Regions from separate parts of the Homo sapiens genome. Here all the other regions are linked to region 3. A link is a contact called in ENCODE Hi-C or POLR2A ChIA-PET data. All regions are on one chromosome and are shown on one strand. The core of a region is the stretch at or near the end of the contact, and the rest is flanking DNA. Distances in the headings are between cores, read along the strand shown. Region 1 overlaps DAAM1 (dishevelled associated activator of morphogenesis 1). Region 2 overlaps DAAM1 (dishevelled associated activator of morphogenesis 1). Region 3 has its middle 37 kb from the start of GPR135.

Evidence for each region. Hi-C counts contacts between places; a loop is a spot of excess contacts on that map. ChIA-PET counts read pairs that join two places held with the same protein, here RNA polymerase II (POLR2A). Pooled maps may share reads with other maps.
Region 1: a loop to region 3 is called in a pooled map of heart left ventricle, with 5 times the contacts of the local background. The contact joins two enhancer-like sites. A Hi-C loop is called at or near these places in 3 of 50 pooled maps. POLR2A ChIA-PET finds 5 or more read pairs at or near these places in 2 of 52 experiments (activated CD4-positive, alpha-beta T cell and activated T-cell).
Region 2: POLR2A ChIA-PET joins it to region 3 with 19 read pairs in OCI-LY7. The contact joins two enhancer-like sites. POLR2A ChIA-PET finds 5 or more read pairs at or near these places in 3 of 52 experiments (BJ, OCI-LY7 and T-cell).

Annotation. Positions count from the first base shown.
Region 1 is chr14:59,292,712-59,295,411 of GRCh38, reverse strand. The region is part of intron 3 of DAAM1 (dishevelled associated activator of morphogenesis 1); the gene reads right to left. Among named protein-coding and RNA genes, the nearest start is that of DAAM1, 110 kb to the right of the region's middle. Within about 2 kb of position 1,343, at least 6 of the 41 ENCODE cell types and tissues checked have a DNase peak (open chromatin) inside an H3K27ac peak, as active enhancers do.
Region 2 is chr14:59,214,237-59,217,025 of GRCh38, reverse strand. All of the region lies in intron 1 of DAAM1 (dishevelled associated activator of morphogenesis 1), which reads right to left. Among named protein-coding and RNA genes, the nearest start is that of DAAM1, 27 kb to the right of the region's middle. Within about 2 kb of position 1,510, at least 17 of the 41 ENCODE cell types and tissues checked have a DNase peak (open chromatin) inside an H3K27ac peak, as active enhancers do.
Region 3 is chr14:59,427,063-59,429,764 of GRCh38, reverse strand. No RefSeq gene overlaps it. Among named protein-coding and RNA genes, the nearest start is that of GPR135, 37 kb to the left of the region's middle. Within about 2 kb of position 1,449, at least 10 of the 41 ENCODE cell types and tissues checked have a DNase peak (open chromatin) inside an H3K27ac peak, as active enhancers do.

The DNA of each region.
Region 1 (2,700 bases), core at 94-2,593, 130 kb after region 3:
ACTTTCCTTAGATGTCTTCAGTATGTACCTAGCACCAGATCAGCAGTTTGCAGAAATCATGATAGCTGAGCTGCAGCCATGACAGGCAAGATTACTGAATGATTTAATTAAGTTAGAATCAAACACACTCAGCAGCAGAGTAAAAATTCACCTTCCCCAAAGTAGACCTCAACACATACAGAAATGTAATATGAACAATCTAATACCATTTACTTAAGCCTTGGCTTTAGAGATCAGAAACTAAGCAGGAAAAATTAGGCACAATCATCAAATCCTGATCTTTGCCTCAAATATCTGCTGTCATCACAGCTAGCAGTGTCTATATTCCCATTTACTTACTTGGCAAACTCTGAAGCCCAAGAAGGGGTACAAGTATTTTTCTGGATACTAATAAGGACTGGTTAAGTGACACAACTTGTACATTTGCTTCTGAGCAGAACAGCAATTAAAGATGATTTCTTCCTGTGCTGATAAGATTGCTGTCAGCATAATACATGTATACACCCACTTTATTTTCTCCTCTCTGAAGACTTACTCCTTACTGTTCCCAGGATTTAAAAATCATGTTAACAATAAGCAAATACAGCATGGCCAGACGCCTTTTTGTGGTCAGATGGTTCATTGTTTAAAAAGCTTCAGTTTAAAATCCAAGAGATTGTTAACAGATGCAGTTTCTGGCTAGAGACTGGGAAAAACCTCATTTAAACAAAAGAGTATGTTGTGATTGGAACTAAAAAAGGGAATTACCTTTAAAGATAAGAACCACAAACATTTCCTATTTGAAAATACCCCATCACAACTAACAGAACCCTTTTTGGACCTTTCATGAAAGTAAAAAAAAAAAAAATGACAGTGGATTGCTGTCTATGACAAAGCAAGGATGACCAACCAGTCCGGTAAGTTTTAGATTTGTTTGGACTTTCAACAAGGCCTCAACATCCATCTCTTATGCTCCCCCAAGATTACTCAATTAGACAAAATTCCAATTAACTTCTTTTGAATCGTTTTAGTCTGAGAAATATTTTCTGCTTTGATTTTGGCTCTGGAAATAGGTTTTCAACCAGAGATATAGATAGAGAAGTTTCATAAATGAACACTGAGCTTGATAAGCAGATAGCTGCTGCCGGGACTCAAGTCGCTGTTGGACAGGGAAACAGACACTGGGCTGAGCCAAGCTTGGCCCTGTCTGTAGGTCCCAGGCTCATTGGCCTTCACAACTTCTGTTCATTTTTACATGGAAAGTTTGCTTTTCACCAACTCACGCCATCTGTTTCGGTTGGCTTCAGTGGCCCCTTACTCTATGACTTTACTATGTGTGAGAATGTCTGTAATGCCCTGTATTCTAATCTTGAAAGACGGGAAATGTGACAGAGCCCTGGGAGTGTAGCTTTCCTCCAGCCTGAGAAATGGATGTGGCTTGGCTTGCTGGTGATAAGCCTGATTTGAAAAGGCTAGGCGAGAGATGTTCCAAGGAAAATAATCTGTTCTTAATATTAACGATGGCCACTATGGGGCTCTATTCTGAGAATGGGCAACCTGTCCTTCAAGAAATTACATTCTCTGAAGAGAGGTAAACATAATATCCTCCTCCTGGTTCAGTTTTCATGTTCTCATATTCATTGTGTATTTCCCAATTTATTGCAGTGACCAAAAATTCAGTTTCAGACCAAAGGCACAGTAGAGTTTTAACAGTGTTAGAAGCTCAAATTAAAATCTTTGGTGAAACAATGCTACCATCCATTTTAAAGTGAGGCAAATCTAGAACCCATGGGATTCCCTAAAGAGTCAAAATGGCTTTCCCACTGATTGCTAAGTCATATAAGGAAGCCAAGCTGTTGGAATGAAGCTAGTAGGAGAAGTGCATTCTCAAAGGTCTGTGCAATCCAGCCAGGTACTAATAAGAAAGGCCTAGCTGTCAAAAAGTGGGATTCTGAGGCCAGTGACCACATCCATATCCATCCTCCTACAAGAAGCAAACCCCCCATCATGCACACTTGAGATGAGGTTTTCAAGGGGATTCGATAGGTGTGGAAATTGAAAAATGAGCAGCAGCTGCAAGCCCGAGGTCATTACTATTCTCCAGGGTTTGCCTTTTCTAATCTAAGGGGCAGTAGTTTCCATGATTAACTTTCTATTGCTGTCAAGGGTGTAATAAAATCTGGGAAAGAAGAAAACTTTCCCTTCAGTAAGCTGCTCCTATTTTCCTGCCCTTTTCTTTCCTCTAGTGAACATTCTCAATCCCTCCTTTGTATTGTTTCCTTATTTTCAGAAAGAATCTACACTAGGATGAGCCAAAATAGACAAAGTCCTCTGTGTATACCCGCAACTTGAGGATTTCTCTTTCTCGGTTCTAGCAGCAGATTTTTAAGATGGCAGTGTGAAAAGTTTCCTTGTTTCCAAAGGCTATATAATACCAGTTTCAGAACTGAGCACATTTTATTCCATTTTAAAATTCCTTCTCAGTGTATTATATTTGTTTCTTGAGCCATGACAATCAGTTCAATAAAAAAGAGGTTTTCTAGTTGGTTCAATGTATACAAAGAGAAATGGCAGAAGAGGAGAGGAAGACATTTATTTCACAATGACATTTTACTGGTTACTACTGGATTAAGAACTCTTAAGGCTTTAGTTTGGAAATAATCTGATAGAGGCTCAGAGATCATACTGAGGGGTTAAGGCTGACCACATTTCTCAGAAAAG
Region 2 (2,789 bases), core at 261-2,760, 210 kb after region 3:
TTTAAAAAACTAAAAACTGCTGGAAACTCCTATATTGGGGTGTTTGGGGAGGTATTGTCTCTCAACTTTCAAGCATCGCTGGGCTACAAACAAGTAAAAAAAAAAAAACTATATAGACATACACATAGTATATACTTAAAATTCAATTCTTTATAGTTCCAATTGAGGTAACTAAGCCAAACACCTTAATTACTACAGAAATCACACAAACGGTTAGTCAACAGGAAACACATCAAGTGTTACTCTAATCTTAAAGAATTCCAATACTTCATGGTGATATGAAATTGACTTTTTTTTTTTTCTTTTGAGACAGAGTCTCGCTCTCTCCCTCAGGCTGGAGTGTAGTGGTGCAATATCAGCTCACTGCAACCTCTGCCTCCCAGTTCAAGCTATTCTCCGGCCTCAGCCTCCCAAATACCTGGGATTACAGGCACATGCCACCACGAGCAACTAGTTTTTGTACTTTTAGTAGAGAAGAGCTTTCACCATGTTGGCCAGGCTGGTCTCGAACTCCTGACTTCCAGTGATTCACCTGCCTCGGCCTCCCAAAGTGCTGGTATTACAGGCATGAGCCACTGCGTCCTGCCTGAAATTGACTCTTGCAATTGATTAAAATCCTTTTTTTGCCTACTCTATGAAATACAGACAATGTGCATGAGTATAATAAACAGGCAGCTGTCCAAAAATATCACACACACACACTCAAAGTCATTTTAATAAAAGCATGATATTGACTTGACAGAAATACAGAAATAACACAGTACATTGAAAAACTGTGCCTGAGACAGGCAGCATTAATGGAGAGGAGGTCAGAATGCAGGGTCCTCTCCTCATGTGAGTAAGGCATTTTAGGGAGGGACCCTGGGAAGTCAGAGGAGGTATGGCTGGACAAGACTCAAGGAAGAGAAAATCAGCTCAAACAGGGCTGGGAGGCCCTGGGGACCTCACCTTCTAGACTCCACCTGTGTGTAGCAAACTCCACCCACAAGAAGAGTGACTGGGTCTGCAAGGTGCATGAATGGAATGGAAATCTACCCTCGCAAACAAGCCTGTCATTCATATGGTCCCGCTCAGCAAGAATAAAAATGAGAGGAACGTGAGAAAGGCTGTCCTAAGAGGCTGACCTCTCATGCTATAGTGTCATTTCAGCAGGCAAATAATCAAATTGCTTACTGTCAATATATGACCCAAAGCAATCAATTGTAGCGAGAAGGCACTTGGAGTTATCAATTTATGTAACAAAAATGACATTCCTTGGTGTTTCCTTCCTTATCTACCTCAACCCCCACCCTAGCCTACTCCCCGCGGCTGTCACACAGGGCAAAGGAGCTGGGATTTTGCCTTTGGCTGGTGTACTGGGACATTTCCAGAGCCACCGGACTTGCCTGCTTACTACTGTGGTGGATTATGAAAGGCCTTGTTATCCTGAGCTCCGACAGGGCAAATGCAAACACTTCGGCCTGGTGCAGGCCTTTAACAAGCCTGCAGCGGCTGCCGCCTGCAGAAAGCATGGTCGGTGGCAAGCTTGCCAACAGCCCAAGCCAGCTGACCAGCATCCAGCCACCACTTCTTTTCCAAACACTGACTGAACAAGCCTTGATTCAGCTCTTATGTTACACTCTGGTGAAGAACAGTGCAGAAGCACCAAGAGAATCATTTGAAAGGAACTATTCTGGGCATACACCAAGCACATGTTCCCATGGAATTGTTAATAACTCAGGGGTCCTTTATATTTGTTTGAACCTTCCATGTCTAGCTGTGGAAAAGACATATTTCTTTTTTCTCTCCAGGGACAATAAAGGCAGGAAAGTAAAACTCCTGGTAATGTCATATCCAGTCAAACAGGAAGGTTTGTAGGCTCAGGGCTGAAAGGTTTCCACAGCTACACTGAGCCAATATGAAAATAATTTATTTCACTTTCATCTGTTTCATTTCCTCCAAAATTATCATTCAGGTCCCTGACTCCCTCATCTATGAAGACAAGAGGAAACATTTTATAAACACAACAGAATACAGTGTTTAAAAAACACATGAGATATGGAGAAACCTGAACTTTCACTCATTGCTGGTGGAAATATAAAATAGTGCAGTCACTTTAGAAAACCATTTGGCATTTCCTCAAATTGTTAAACACCAAGTCTCTATATGACCCAGCAACTCCATACTTAGGTATTTACTCAAGAGAAGTGAAAACGCATGTTCGCACAAATACTTAAACACAAATGTTGACGGCAGCATTATTCATGATAGCTGAAGAGTAGAAACAACCCAAATGTCCATGAATAAAAAAAAATGTGGTATATCTATAAAACAGAATATTATTTTGCAATAAAAAAGAATGAAGTACCAATACATGCCATGACATGGATGAACCTTTGGAAAACATTAAACTAGATGAGAGACGTCAATCAAAAAAGACCACATATTACATGACTTCATTTATATTAAATGTCCAGAACTGGTTGATCCATACAGACAGAAAGCAGATTAGTAGTTGTCTGGGTCAGGGTTGAGGTCGATCTGTCAAACTACATGGGAAGAAACGAAGTTGAAACTATTGCCTAAAGTGAGACATCTGGCTTTTCCACAGTTAACAGAAAAGTATCTCTTCAAATAGGATGACCTTCCTGAGGAGAGCAAGGAAGAAAGAAGCACGTCAGGGGTCTGTGGTAGCAGCCAGGCCTGCCTTGCACCTGCCAACTTGGAAGAATCTAAATGCAAAACATTTAACATCCCTCATAGTGATCCACATGAACTTAAACCAACGTATACAAGAAAGACAAAGAGGT
Region 3 (2,702 bases), core at 200-2,699:
GTAAACTGCTGTCTCCAGAGCACCTTTTGTGTTGCTATGAGGTGCACATGACAGCCAAGAGGGCTCGGCTTAAGGCCTGTAATTTCTGCTTCAACCAAAGCTGCTCCATTTATACCTATTTTACATATAGGGCTTCTGAGCAATTTCGTTTAAACAGAGTGTTCTTTGTTTTGTTTTTGGGTTTTTTTTTTTTTTTTTTTTTTGAGACGGAGTCTCGCTCTGTCGCCCAGGCTGGAGTGCAGTGGCACGATCTCGGCTCACTGCAAGCTCCGCCTCCCAGGTTCACGCCATTCTCCTGCCTCAGCCTCCCGAGTAGCTGGGACTACAGGCGCCTGCCACCATGCCCGGCTAATTTTTTTGTATTTTTAGTAGAGACGGGGTTTCACCATGTTAGCCAGGATGGTCTCGATTTCCTGACCTCGTGATTCGCCCGCCTCGGCCTCCCAAAGTGCTGGGATTACAGGTGTGAGCCACTGCGCTCGGCCCTTTTTTGGGTTTTTTTTAAAGGTATGAAGTCAATGTACTTCATTTAGTTTGTAGGAAATTACTTGGCTTCCCAAAATCCTAGATGAAAACTATATTCAGAAGTAGAAATAAATACACTCAAATATATTTATATAAAATATATTCGAAAGCCAACTATTTAAGCTTATATGTTTTTCTTTATTTCTTTACAGTGAATAACTACAAGCTGACTCTAATTTTAAAAAATAAAAATTTTATCTCTCACCAATTTTAAAATGGCTCAAACATCTCTCATTAATAGTTTGTGATAGCTTCCTTTCATGCAGGACCAGCACTCTGATTATCCTTCTACATGCCAGGCAGGGGGAGCTGCAGTGTGGAAGAATAAAAAGTAAAGACACAACTTGGTTATAAGACTTTTGTTATAAAAGTAATATACTTGTGACATGTAACAATGATGATGAACATGTGCAAAATGCTTGCATACAATCTGGTTTTGTGATTCTACAGATTCAGTATTAGAACATAAACCATTTCCAGGGAACATGAGTCACCCTGCAGTCCTATATTCCTTTGAAGGCAACTTCCCCTAGAGACATTAGTATTTTAGCTCCCTCCCACCCCCACGCCTATGCTCAGGTCCTCTTGCTTTTTTTCCTTAAGGAGAGGTATTTTTTGAGCAAGGCTAAAAAACTTGTCATGCTTTTTAAAAAGCCATCCCTACTACATTTTTCTTAGTCATTTTCACAGCCTAGCAGTAGGAGTGTCAGACTCTCAGTGTTCTCAGAGGGGGACACAGGAGGACATCATATAGCTTGACTGTTGCTAACTTGCCAGTAACTCATTCTGACTCAGTGAGGCCATCTGAGGTGACAGTCTGCTGTGGGACCAAAGCCAGAGAACCAAAAGACAGAGGTCACTCCATCCCAGCTCCCAGGGAGCAGCCTGACCTCCCCAGCTGCTTCATGGTCCAACCAGGGCTCCCGGCTGCCCATCCACGTGCATATAAGTGACTCTCCGGAGGAACACAGATTGGCCACAGTGGAACATTTTTCTCCCATGTTATCATCCATCCTGATTCTTCGGCTGGGGAAATCTGTGAAAAGTCAAGGATAGGTCTGGTGAAAAGAAAATTAAAACAAAATACACGCCTGCGCCTTCATTCTGTCCACGTGCCTTCCCTGGGCATTGCTCTCCCCACAGCTATATTTAAGGGCTTCATACATGGCGGTCAGAAGCTCTCTGGAGAAGTTCCCAACTATTGGCTTATACATGGTTTTCCTTTTCTCTGTGTGTGGTAGAAGAAATCCGTGGGGGGTAATCTCTTTTGGAATCATATGTTTCATGTTCCCATTGGACCTTGGGTTCAAAAGCATAAATAAACATTTAGAAGGAGTGTTTGCCTCAAGGTAGGACCGAGGCCTGCTGGCTGAGTGCACCCTGGGGAAGAGCTTGGGCTGCCTGACCTCACGCTTCATTGGATTTCCCTCTCTAGGCACAGCCAGGAGCACAGCAAAACTGGAAGGGAGAAACAGGGTGCTGGCCAATTTCATCTTTCCCATGAAAAAGTTAATGACATTCCCACTAAATGCGCTTTAACACCAGTCAGAGGATAATAGGGCTGGCAAAGCATTCGCTCTTTTTCCTAAAGAGAGTGGAAGACCCTAGTATCTTAAAAAACAAAAATGCAAGACTTGAGCCCATCCCCAAATAATTATAGACTCAAGTCAATGATAGTGTCCATCTGGTCCTGGCCCTTCTGAGATAAATGTGGCTGAGGGTTTTAGCAGAACAGCAGTGTTGTGATAAAGCAGTGCACTATCAATTTGTGCCCTGGTTTTAATAATCTACATGTACCAGTAGCCAGAGAATTATGTGAGACACTTTGAAAAGAATGATCAAAAACTGGAATTGGGCTTTTGCATATCTCTCATTTAATCTTCATAACCACCTATCAGAAGGTATTATTATAAGCCCTGGTTTACATATGCAGGGATTGAGGGTGGCATGGCTAAATAACTTTCCCGAGGTCACACGTACAGCAATATGAAGTGCTGGAAATTGAACACAGTGTCTGGCTTCAGAACTCTCACTCCTAACCACTCAGGAATAGCCCCAAGAAGCCCAACATGAAGGGGTGTGGGGGCTCAAGGGAGAGACCCTGACAGACCAGGGGCGGGCATGAGGGCTGAGACAGAGAAAATACCCCTAGGAGTTAAAACTTGTGTTCAATCTTG